Linked DNA regions of Homo sapiens: region 2 is linked to region 1. A link is an interaction called in ENCODE POLR2A ChIA-PET data of the cell type or tissue named here. Cell type or tissue: MCF 10A. All regions are shown on one strand.

Region 1 (5,000 bases):
ATTCTTCAATACCGAGCAATTAGACTCAGAGCCTAACCTCCATCCACAAAGTCGAAGATCCTTCTTTAACTTTTCCTCTCCACTTCCATTTCTTCCCATACCTCACAATTGATGTGCCCTCAGCCTGTTTAAGAGCCTAAGATAAGAACTTGAAAGTAAACAGATCTTGTTTGGGACATATGGGTTAATTCTTTAGTTATCTGCAGCTGTTTTTTGCTGCAGTATCTGAATATCTATGAAATTTATTTGGGAACTCAAGTTTCACGTAAGAAGATATGTACAGTGTATTTCTGCATGATAGTGTTACTTTCCTTAATAAACAAGTAATTTTGTAAGCTTTGAAAAGTGGCTATAAATGGGTAGCAAATGCAAAAATGTTTGTTTTATTATTTTGAGTCCAGAAACATGTCTATGCTATGTAGGTAATTTTTATACATTTCAAATATCACACAATAAAAATATATATTTATATATTTTATAATAAACAGAAATTTTATTATCTGAATTATTTTGGTAAAAATTAGGCTTCAGTTGGCCACAACAACTGAGAGATACTCTACCAATCTCTCATGAGGAAATTCTCATCTTCCACCAAAATGTGGGATCCTACCAATCTCTAAAACCAGGAATAACTTATACTTTAGGAGACTTCTGTTACTGTCATATCATGACGAATGTTTGTGATTACATGCTTTGGAAGTTTATTTTTGTAACAGTAGATTCAGGAATTAACATTATTCTTTACGCACTTTGGTTAGACTATTTGGGCAGGAATAAATTGCTGGATTTAATGCCAGTTTAGAAATAAACTGGGTGTGAGGTGGGAGGATCGCTTAAGCCCAGGAAGTTTAGGCTGCAAGACCTTGTCTCAAAACAAAACAACACCAAAAAAGTAAACCCGATTAACAACAGATGTATCTTGTCCACAGTTTCTTGGGGACATTATATAGTTGGTATGGTTTAAATGAATAAAGTTCCAACTTATTAATCTCTAATTTCATTTCCTTCTAAAATTAATTGGGCTTCATATTTTGTGTAGTTACACTTCCTGTGAAGAGTAGTATATATGTACAGTAGTAGTATTAGCAGGCAACACTGAAGCCTGTGTGATAAATGTTATTTTTGTGGCTGAAACAGAGGACTTTGAGATTCTTTTATATTGATGTGTAGGAACAGATTTAGATCTTAAACCAGGAATTTTTGTGGCTTTATTGAAAGCATTGCTTCACATATTTCAGATAAGTGTTTAGGCATCTTCCTAATCTATGTTTTTACAGAATGAGCTCACAGAATCTTGGGTCTGTAATATTTATTTAGCAAACATTTAATTTCCTAGTATATGTCAAACATGGTATAAGACACTGGAGAAATAAAGATGAAGATTTCATCTCTGCCTTTAGGCAATGCAGAGTCTAGTTTTGGAAACAGGCATTAAAAAATACACAGACAGTGGAGTAAGTACATAATAACATGTTTATAAAGTGCTATGGGAACACTAAGGAAAAGCATGTGATTATTCATGGAGCGGGGCTCATGGGAACGTTTCACAGGAGGAGTGACACTTAAAGAAAGATGGTCTGCTAGGGAGACAGTTGAGAAAAGAGCATTCCTAGCAGAGGGAAGAACATGGATCAAGGTGCAGAGTGGAGCCTGTTTAGGGAACTACAAGTTCTTTGATATGTTTTGGAAACACAATATAGGTGGGGAGTGGTAGGAGATGAACCTAGAAAGCTGGGCAGGACATAAATTATGAAGGTCCTTGCTTTGTACCTTTAGACAAAAGGGAGCCGTTGAGGATTATAAGAAGTCATAATCAAATTTATGAGTTTGAAGAAGTCTGGAAGTGTGGCTGGCACAGTTTAAATATTTTATCCATTTTTGTTGCTGCTCCTTTATAAGATTTTATTGAGTCAGTGAGACATCCTTTAAGGGAAAATTAGAGATTTTGCCAGCTTAGTACTGACTGCACAAATTCTCTGGCAGAGCATAGGAAAAGCTGTCAAGTAGAACCTCTTGACCACTAGAGAGATGTTATTCTTCTTTTTTGGTAAGCAGCCAGATAGAACATTTAGAAATACTGAATGAACTTGGCAACAAGAGGAAATACCTCAGCCTAACATCTTACATCAAATGTCAGCCCCAAGTTGAAGCTCTGAGACCTTGTCCTCTCCCATTCCTGCAGAATCATTGTGGTTGGAGGATAAACTCCCTGAGGGTTTATTTTTAGGGAATGATATGAATTGCCAGCTTAAGTTGTATACTCAGACATCTAAATATACAGAGTACACATTGTACAACATATGAGAAATTTGGCTTAGTAATTTCCTCCCATGTGTAAGGCTCATAATCTTATTTTTAAAGGGTTTAGTAATAACACAAAATGAAATCTAACTGGTATTATACAAGTTAAAGTAGGTTCAGAGAAGAAAGCAATATAATGAAAATTGTTGGGGTCCCAGAAACATGAGAAATTTCTGGTGCTTGCCTTTGCCTGTTTTGTGTTGAAGTTATGTCTTAACAGCTTGGATTTCTATGTCCAGGACCATCACTGCCCATATAAGGCCTTTATGTGATTTAGACAAAGGGCCATCCATGTAAGCCCCTTGGGAGGGGACCTTTGTGCCAAGAAGAAGGTCCACTTTCCTTCAGGAAGATGCAGGTCTAGTATTTGGGCTGGATTTCTGCCCCGACTTATTCCTGTGGCAGGGGACCTTTGTGTAACATACAGAATGACCAGTTGTACCTCGTGGCCCTGCTCAAGTCTCTGTAACTGCAGACCTAATCTTAATGACTTCTTGCTCCAGTTTGGGTTAATCTAGTCACTTCTTTCTTCTTTAAACAAAAGGGGGGAGGGTGTAGAAAATGCTGTTACTCTTCTAAAGTGTTTGAATGGTTCCCATTCCCTTTCCTTGTGTTACTCACTTTGCATTGGCAGCTGTACTTCCCAGTTAGGAATCACAGTTGTTGTGTTGGTCAATCATAGTATATAAAAATTTTGATAAATAGGGAATGCCAGAGACAACTATTGTGGAAATCTTCTTTTGGGTAATATCAGGCTGTTTTGTACATACATTATTTCACATGGGTGAAACTTTATACGTCATCACAAATCAAGAACTTTGACAAGTTCTCCTTTTTTCTTTTTTTTTATTATTCCCACCACCTCATCATATATAACTTTTTTTTTCTTTTTTAGAGGAACAGGGTCTCACTCTGTTGTCCAGGCTGGAGCGCAGTGGCGTGATCCTAACTCACTGCAGCCTCAAACTCCTAGGCTCAAGTGATCCTCCTGCCTCAGTCTCCTGAATAGCTGGACTACATTGTGCACACAACCATGCCTGGCTAATGTTTTTATTTTATATAGAGATGGGATTTCGGTATGTTGCTTGGGCTGGTCTTGAACTCTTGGGGTCAAGTGGTCCTCCCGCCTCAGCCTCCCAAAGCACCAGAATTGCAGGCATGAGCCACTGCACCTGCCCCAAGTTCTCTTTTCTTTTGTTTCAGTGGATTTTATTGTTTCTCTTTTCAATATTGAGGCACATTGAGGTTAAAAATCAAGAAAATATTATAACTGTCTTAGTTTTTCACTTTCTGAAATTTTGTTGTTTCTGATTTTTATATTCAACTTTGTTCTTTCTCTCAAATTATACTGTAGTATTTTAAAACAAATCAGAAAGTAAAAATTATCCACAGTATGTATGGGCAGATAGTCATACAGAATAAACAAAGAGCAGCAGTGGTTTCCTAGACTTGATTATTTAAACAAATTATAACAGACTCTGTTTGGAAAATAGCTCATCTTGTCGACAGCAGAAGCTTTTCCATTGTTAATAAAAGCATAGAAAGGACAAGGTTCCAAGTCATATTTTAACTGCTGAATATCACCTGGAGAAAAGCTGTTGACATAGAAGTCAGATGACGTTGAGACAATTGGCAGGCTTCCTCTTGTTGCTCCTGTTATAAAATCTGCAGTGGACAGCCTGGATTTTAAAAGAAGAGTGGCATCTTTGGAATCTCTACTAGAATCTGCTGAGGTTAAAATAGACCCAGTGTTTTCTAAGTGACAGAAAATAGAATGTGCCTAGGGATGGCAAAAGTGAAATGTAGAAAACCCACTTGGATTGGTCTAAGGAAGTAGATCCAGGCCTGAAATTCCAAGTTCCAGGACTTCTAGTTTTCTTTAAAACTTTTAAAGCAAATCCTGCTTTGGAAAAAAACTCAAGTAATATGTGAATTATGAGATTGTGAAAGAAGGGTAAGGCTTGGATCCAGTCAGATTTTTGGCCTAGAATATGTGACAATTGAGTTAAGAGTAAACATTGTGGTGTTAATGTACTTCCAAAGAATATCATCGTTGATATCTGTGTACAGTGAATGCTTTAAAAGTTCTGGGTGATTGAGACAGTTTAAATTTTTTTTAATTATAGATTTACTTATTTTAAAATGTTACCAAAAATAAAAAAGAGCTACTTCACTGAGAGCCAGTGTGGTAATTTACAGAGTATTTTAAATTTAATGTACAATCAACCAGTTTGGGGAAAGCTTTTTAAAATGAACTTCTAATGTTCATTATCATTCATTAAGGAGTGTAAGCTGCATATTTCAGGTTTACAAGATAGTAGTATAAGTTTAGTTAATTTAGGGCTGGCTATTAGAAACATAAGAAATAAGCCAGGTGTGGTGGCTCACAGCTGTAATCCCAGCACTTTGGGAGGTCAAGCCGGGTGGATCACTTGAGGTCAGGAGATTGAGACCAGCCTGGTCAACATGGTGAAACCCCATCTCTACTGAAAATACAGAAATTAGCCAGGCGTGGTGGTGCACACCTCTAATTCCGGCTACTTGGGAGGCGGAGGCACAAGAATCGCTTCAACCTGGGAGGTGGAGGTTGCAGTGAACCAAGATCGCTCCACTGCACTCCAGCCTGGGCAACAGAGCGAGACTCTGTTTCAGAAAAAAGAAAAAAAAGAAAAAAAGAAAGAAACGTAAGAAATTTAACA
Region 2 (5,000 bases), 55 kb after region 1:
ATATATAGGGAAGAGAAAGGTGGGATGAAAGGTGAGGTGCAAGGTGGGGAGAAAGGTGGGATGCAAGGAAGCCTTCTCCGAGGAAGCAGCATTTAAGAAGAGATCGGGAGGATATGTTGAAGTTAGGTGAAGGGGAAAGTGGGAGAAAGGATTTCATGCAGGGAACAACTTATACAAAGGCCCTGCAGCCAGACTGCCCATAGAAAGTTTCATGAACTGAAGAAGGCCAAGGTGATGGCATCAAAGAGAGCAAGGGCACAAGCAAGACTACCAAGACCACCTATCACTATCCGTAGTTCGGTACATTTAAATAATTTTAATTACCAATTTTGAACTTTTCTGTAATCGAGGAATGAATGGCTTACCCTCCTTAGAAAAGTTTCCATCCTGAGTAAATACTGTGGGGATGGGACTGGGGAACAGAGTTATATTTGAGTAGAAGGCCTTTTGTGTGTACGGGTGTGAGAGAGAGAGAAACAGAGAGAGAGAGGGAGTTTCACTCTTGTTGCTCACGCTGGAGTGCAATGGCGCCATCTCAGCTCACAGCAACCTCAGCCTCCCGGGTTCAAGCGAAGTGGGTTCTTCAACCTCAGCCTCCCAGGTAGCTGGGATCACAGGCGCACGTCACCACGCCCGGCTAATTTTTTGCATTTTTAGTAGAGATAGAGTTTCACCATGTTGGCCAGGCTGGTCGCAAACTCCTGACCTCAGGTGATCCACCCGCCTTGGCCTCCCAAAGTGCTGGGATTACAGGCAGGAGCCACCGCGCCCGGCCTTTTTTTTTTTTTTTGGAGACAGAGTCTCATTTTGTCACCCAGACTGGAGTGCAGTGGGATGATCTCTGCTCACTGCAACCTCCGCCTCCTGGCTTCAAGTGATTCTCCTGCCTCAGCCTCCTGAGTAACTCAGATTACAGGTGTGTGCCTCCACACTAGGCTAATTTTTTGTATTTTTAGTAAAGACGGCCTTTTGCCATGTTGGTCAGGCTGGTCTTGAATTCCTGACCTCAAGTGATCCACCCGCCTCGGCCTCCCAAAGTGCGGGGATCACAGGCATGAGCCACCGCGCCCAGCCCAGAAGGCCTTTTCAACATCCCTGAAATATAACCTGAGCACCGCTGTCTGCTTAGGGCCTGAAGGTGGAAGTGGTTACCTTTATTCTTTATCTGGATGTCATTTCGATTTTTTTTTCAAGTGCAGTGAAGAATTAAAGATCTCGTCCACCAAAAATACTCCGAGTGTGCATTTCGGGTTTTAATATGGTATTGTCTGATGGGTTTGACAGGCTGGCGGTCCAAGTTGAAAAAGGTCTGTGGGTGTCTAATAGTCAAAGATGCCTTTATGAAGCTTTAGAAAGACCAGATATGGTTTGCCTTCAATTAAGAAAAAGGTGGAATATAAAGATATTTGTACTTATATAAATATATTCCTTCTTTTCTTCTCCTCCTCCTCCTCTGCCTTCAACTTTCTTCTTCTTCTTCTTCTTCTTCTTCTTCTTCTTCTTCTTCTTCTTCTTCTTCTTCTTCTTCTTCTTCTTCTTCTTCTTCTTCTTCTTCTTCTTCTTTTTTAACTCTCCTTTTAGAGTTAAAGACTGGAGCTAAGAACAGGGGAGCAATAGACAGATGAAGTGTTCCCGGATTGCTGCCCCACGCTCTTTGTAATAAAGGAAAACTTGGCCAAAGGTCAATGCTTAGGGTAGTAGAAGATATGTAGTGGCTTGGCTTCTTGACTGGAAACTAGGACGGGTAGAGTAGCTGAGAGAAGTGGGCCCCAGAGCAAACTGGTTGCGGGTAGGGGGAGCCAGCTTCAGCCCGGTAATGAAGCCCATTTCAGCCTCATTCCTTTCCCATGGCGGAGGCAGCCTTCCTTCCCCAGGCCTGGCTGGAGGTGGAGGCAGGCCCAAAGTTAGGGGGTCAGCTCGCGCACCTAGGGCCGGGAGACAGACAAATTCTGGCGGAAAGTTGGCAGCCACGGTCCCCCTCCCCTGCTTTTCTCCTCAACTCTCCACCCCCACTCCGGGTGATAACGGCGGAGGTGGGGGGTTGGGGGAACTGGCCTTGTGTTTTGGAACAGCTGCAGCCGGCGCTGGGCCCGCCTGGAATGCGGGAACAGGCTGCACACCAGGACTTTTATGGAAACTTGCTGCTGGAGACGGCGGCGGCGGCGGCGGCAGCGGCAGCCAGAGGACTCCCAGCGGCTGGAGCAGAAGTGTTAGCGGCCAGAGCTCCCAGACCCCTACCCACAGCCAGGCGGGACGCGCACAGTCCCTCCACGCGGAAAGAAGTACCTTCGCCGGTCACCGGCTCCTGCAGGGTGAGAAGAGTTGGGGGAACGTGGGCTGGGGGGAGTGGAGACGGAGGTGTCGGGTCCCCTGGTGGGGGCGGGGGCGGGAACGGCGGCTGCAGAGAGGCGCTCGGGGTCTGCGGCTTCTGGCCGTGCTCCGCTGCAGCTCCGGAGGGCGCCGGGCGCCATACAGCTGTGGTCCGCGCTGGCCCCGGCCCGGGCGAACCCTGCCTTGGAGCCGCATCCTGCGGGCTCGGCGGGGTGCCTACCAGGGGCTGCCCCAGGGTCTGAAAGTGTCGGCCGGCCTTGGGCTTCTGGTTGCAATGTCTTTGCCCTGCTCCCCTGCGCCTTGTCGGCTGAGTTTCGGGTGCGTTCCCTACTGTAGGGAGGGAGCCCTCTGTGAGCGGAGTGGGTGCCGATCCCTCGGCTGAACCCTTGGGGTCCTTAGGGAAGTTCAGTGCCGTCCCCCACCACTTGCCCCAGCCGCGGTCTCCGTCTCTGCCAGCAGTGCCAGTTAAGAAATCCTTTCTGATCGGTCTCTGTGGAAGATGGGGAGAAATATGATTTAACAGCCTATTACTCCCCCCCCACACCCCCGCATATCCCCCCACTCCTGTCTCCAACCCTTTTTTTTTTTTTTTTCGTGATTCTGCCCGAGGTGGGATGCTGGGGGTTGAGCAACTAGGGCTGGAAGTTTACGAAGTTTACGTAGTTTAAGTGAGTGAAGAATGTAGTCACCTCTTGAGAACTCCCTTTGCCTATATGCTTTTGAAAACGCCAAACCATTCCAGCTGTTTGTAAATTGTGAAACGTTCTACAAATGCATTAGCATTGGCATTTATAAAGAAAATGACGAAGTTGAGAGGTTATAGTTGGTTACTGCAGTGACTTAGAGATGCTCATTTTATAGTTATTAAAGCACAACGTGAACCAAGTTGGCAGAGAGATAACAAGGTAAAAATAGCATAAGGATATGTCCTAACAAAATGTCCTTGGTGAAGACACAGGTAGAGAAAAGAAGCCATAATAAAGAAATTAGTTCCCTGACCAAAACAACGGGAATATCATTCATCGTTAAATTTTGTTAATGAATTCATGTAGCAGCGGCCCATTGGCCTTCGAGTCACAACATAACTATGTCTTAGGTAATGTGATTAAATAAACTTAAGTATTTATACTTAAGTTCATATCTTAGTCACACGTTATTTATATCTTAGTCACACGTTATTGAGTGGACCACATAATTTCCCCCGCTAAACATTATCCTTTACAGGTTAAACTGCTGCAGTTAGAAAACTTTGTCTCAAATTCTTTTGAGTTTGGGGTATTGTTAAGAAAAAATGCATAATTAATCAAATGAGAGAAAGGTTTTTTGGGGGGAGGTATAATTTGTATAAGTAAACTTTGATTAACCAATGTAGCTGTTTAAGTTTCTTCTTCCTTACAATTAACACCGTATTTTTGCAGATATTTTATATTTTGACTAATGCTTCTGAGGAACAATTTAAAGAAAAATGCATGCAATTATGTAGTTTATCTGCAATTCCCTTAAAGAATTCTAAGCTAAAACCACAACAAAATTATTTTAAATCCAGTTTTCCTCATCATAGTTACAATGTAATCCAGTTTTAATAAAAGATTCATATTTTAAAATCCATTTTCAATTGAAATGTAATGAATAGCAATTGTTCCTGCTCACCTTAAAATGGAATTTGTGCTATTTTTGAAAATTTGACATGTAAGGCTGATCATTGTCAAAATGTATGTCATCTTGAGATGACTATATTTAGCATCAACAAAGGAATGCATTATCTAGGTTTTTGAACAGTCTTTTTCCCCTGAAATTTCACTTGAAGTATTTAGGTTAGGGTTTCATTTTTGAGCAGAATAAAAACTAAATATGCATATTTGGAAGACATTAATTGGGGATTCAGATTGCTTAGAATCTGAGCGGCCTATAATGACATACTTCATTTATTAAAAAAAATACCTGTTATCTTTGAAATACCCTAAAAGACAAAAAAAAGGGGGATTATTTAAATATGAGAGTTGTGCACACCTAAAAGAAAGAAAATAATGCAGTGAATGTGGAAAAGTATGTAACAGACAGGTAAAAGTCTAAACGTTTTTATAGAAGAGAGGACTGTTATTTTATAGTTATGTAGGCCACACACACACAGAACATCTTGGTAGTTTATAATTTGGAGAGAAAATGATTTATAACATTCTTAACAATTTCACATATTTCTGTTCTTATTTAATCAATCTGCGGTCCATATCACCTGTGTAGTTTCTTTCATGTTCTCTTTCTGGGTTTATAATTGCATAGTTACATATTATATACATTTGAAATGGCTACATTTTCCTTTATTATTTAAATATTCAGTGTATAGTTTGGCTTAATTTATAGTAGTTTACTTTCTATACTCCAGGGTGGGTGGATTTGTACCCAGAAATCCACCTTAAATTTTAGTTTAATTTGTATTATAATGTTAATACACCATGTTATATTTATGGTTAAAAATTATGGAGAATGGAAAAAGGGGCTCTTGTAATCTGACACTCTTACTGTTAGGATTTTGATGTATTTCCTTTAAGTCTTTTTCCCATGCATAGAACTCTTTCTTTTTGCATTGACATATCTCAATAAAACAACATGTGAAAGCATCCCATGCAGTGTCTGCCATCCAGTAAGTGCTCAACAGGTGATTCTTTTTC

The links. Peaks named below come from ENCODE experiments on the same cell type or tissue, not always from the same donor. Only the 100,000 strongest peaks of a DNase experiment are listed, where the experiment ranks them.
Region 2: POLR2A ChIA-PET joins it to region 1 with 15 read pairs; 10 of 35 experiments call an interaction of 5 or more read pairs at or near these places.

The regions. Positions count from the first base shown.
Region 1 is chr1:77,830,997-77,835,996 of GRCh38, forward strand. The region is part of intron 7 of MIGA1 (mitoguardin 1); the gene reads left to right. Among named protein-coding and RNA genes, the nearest start is that of MIGA1, 54 kb to the left of the region's middle. In MCF 10A, no CTCF peak of the experiment used is centred here; DNase peaks (open chromatin) are centred at 2,135 and 3,935.
Region 2 is chr1:77,886,448-77,891,447 of GRCh38, forward strand. NEXN (nexilin F-actin binding protein) reads left to right here and starts at 2,177. Exons shown (of 13, transcript NM_144573.4): 1 at 2,177-2,312. It overlaps NEXN-AS1 (NEXN antisense RNA 1), which reads right to left and starts at 3,092. Exons shown (of 3, transcript NR_103535.1): 1 at 3,021-3,092; 2 at 1,153-2,821. RefSeq lists an enhancer at 2,122-2,181 and a silencer at 2,422-2,561. In MCF 10A, no CTCF peak of the experiment used is centred here; no DNase peak of the experiment used is centred here.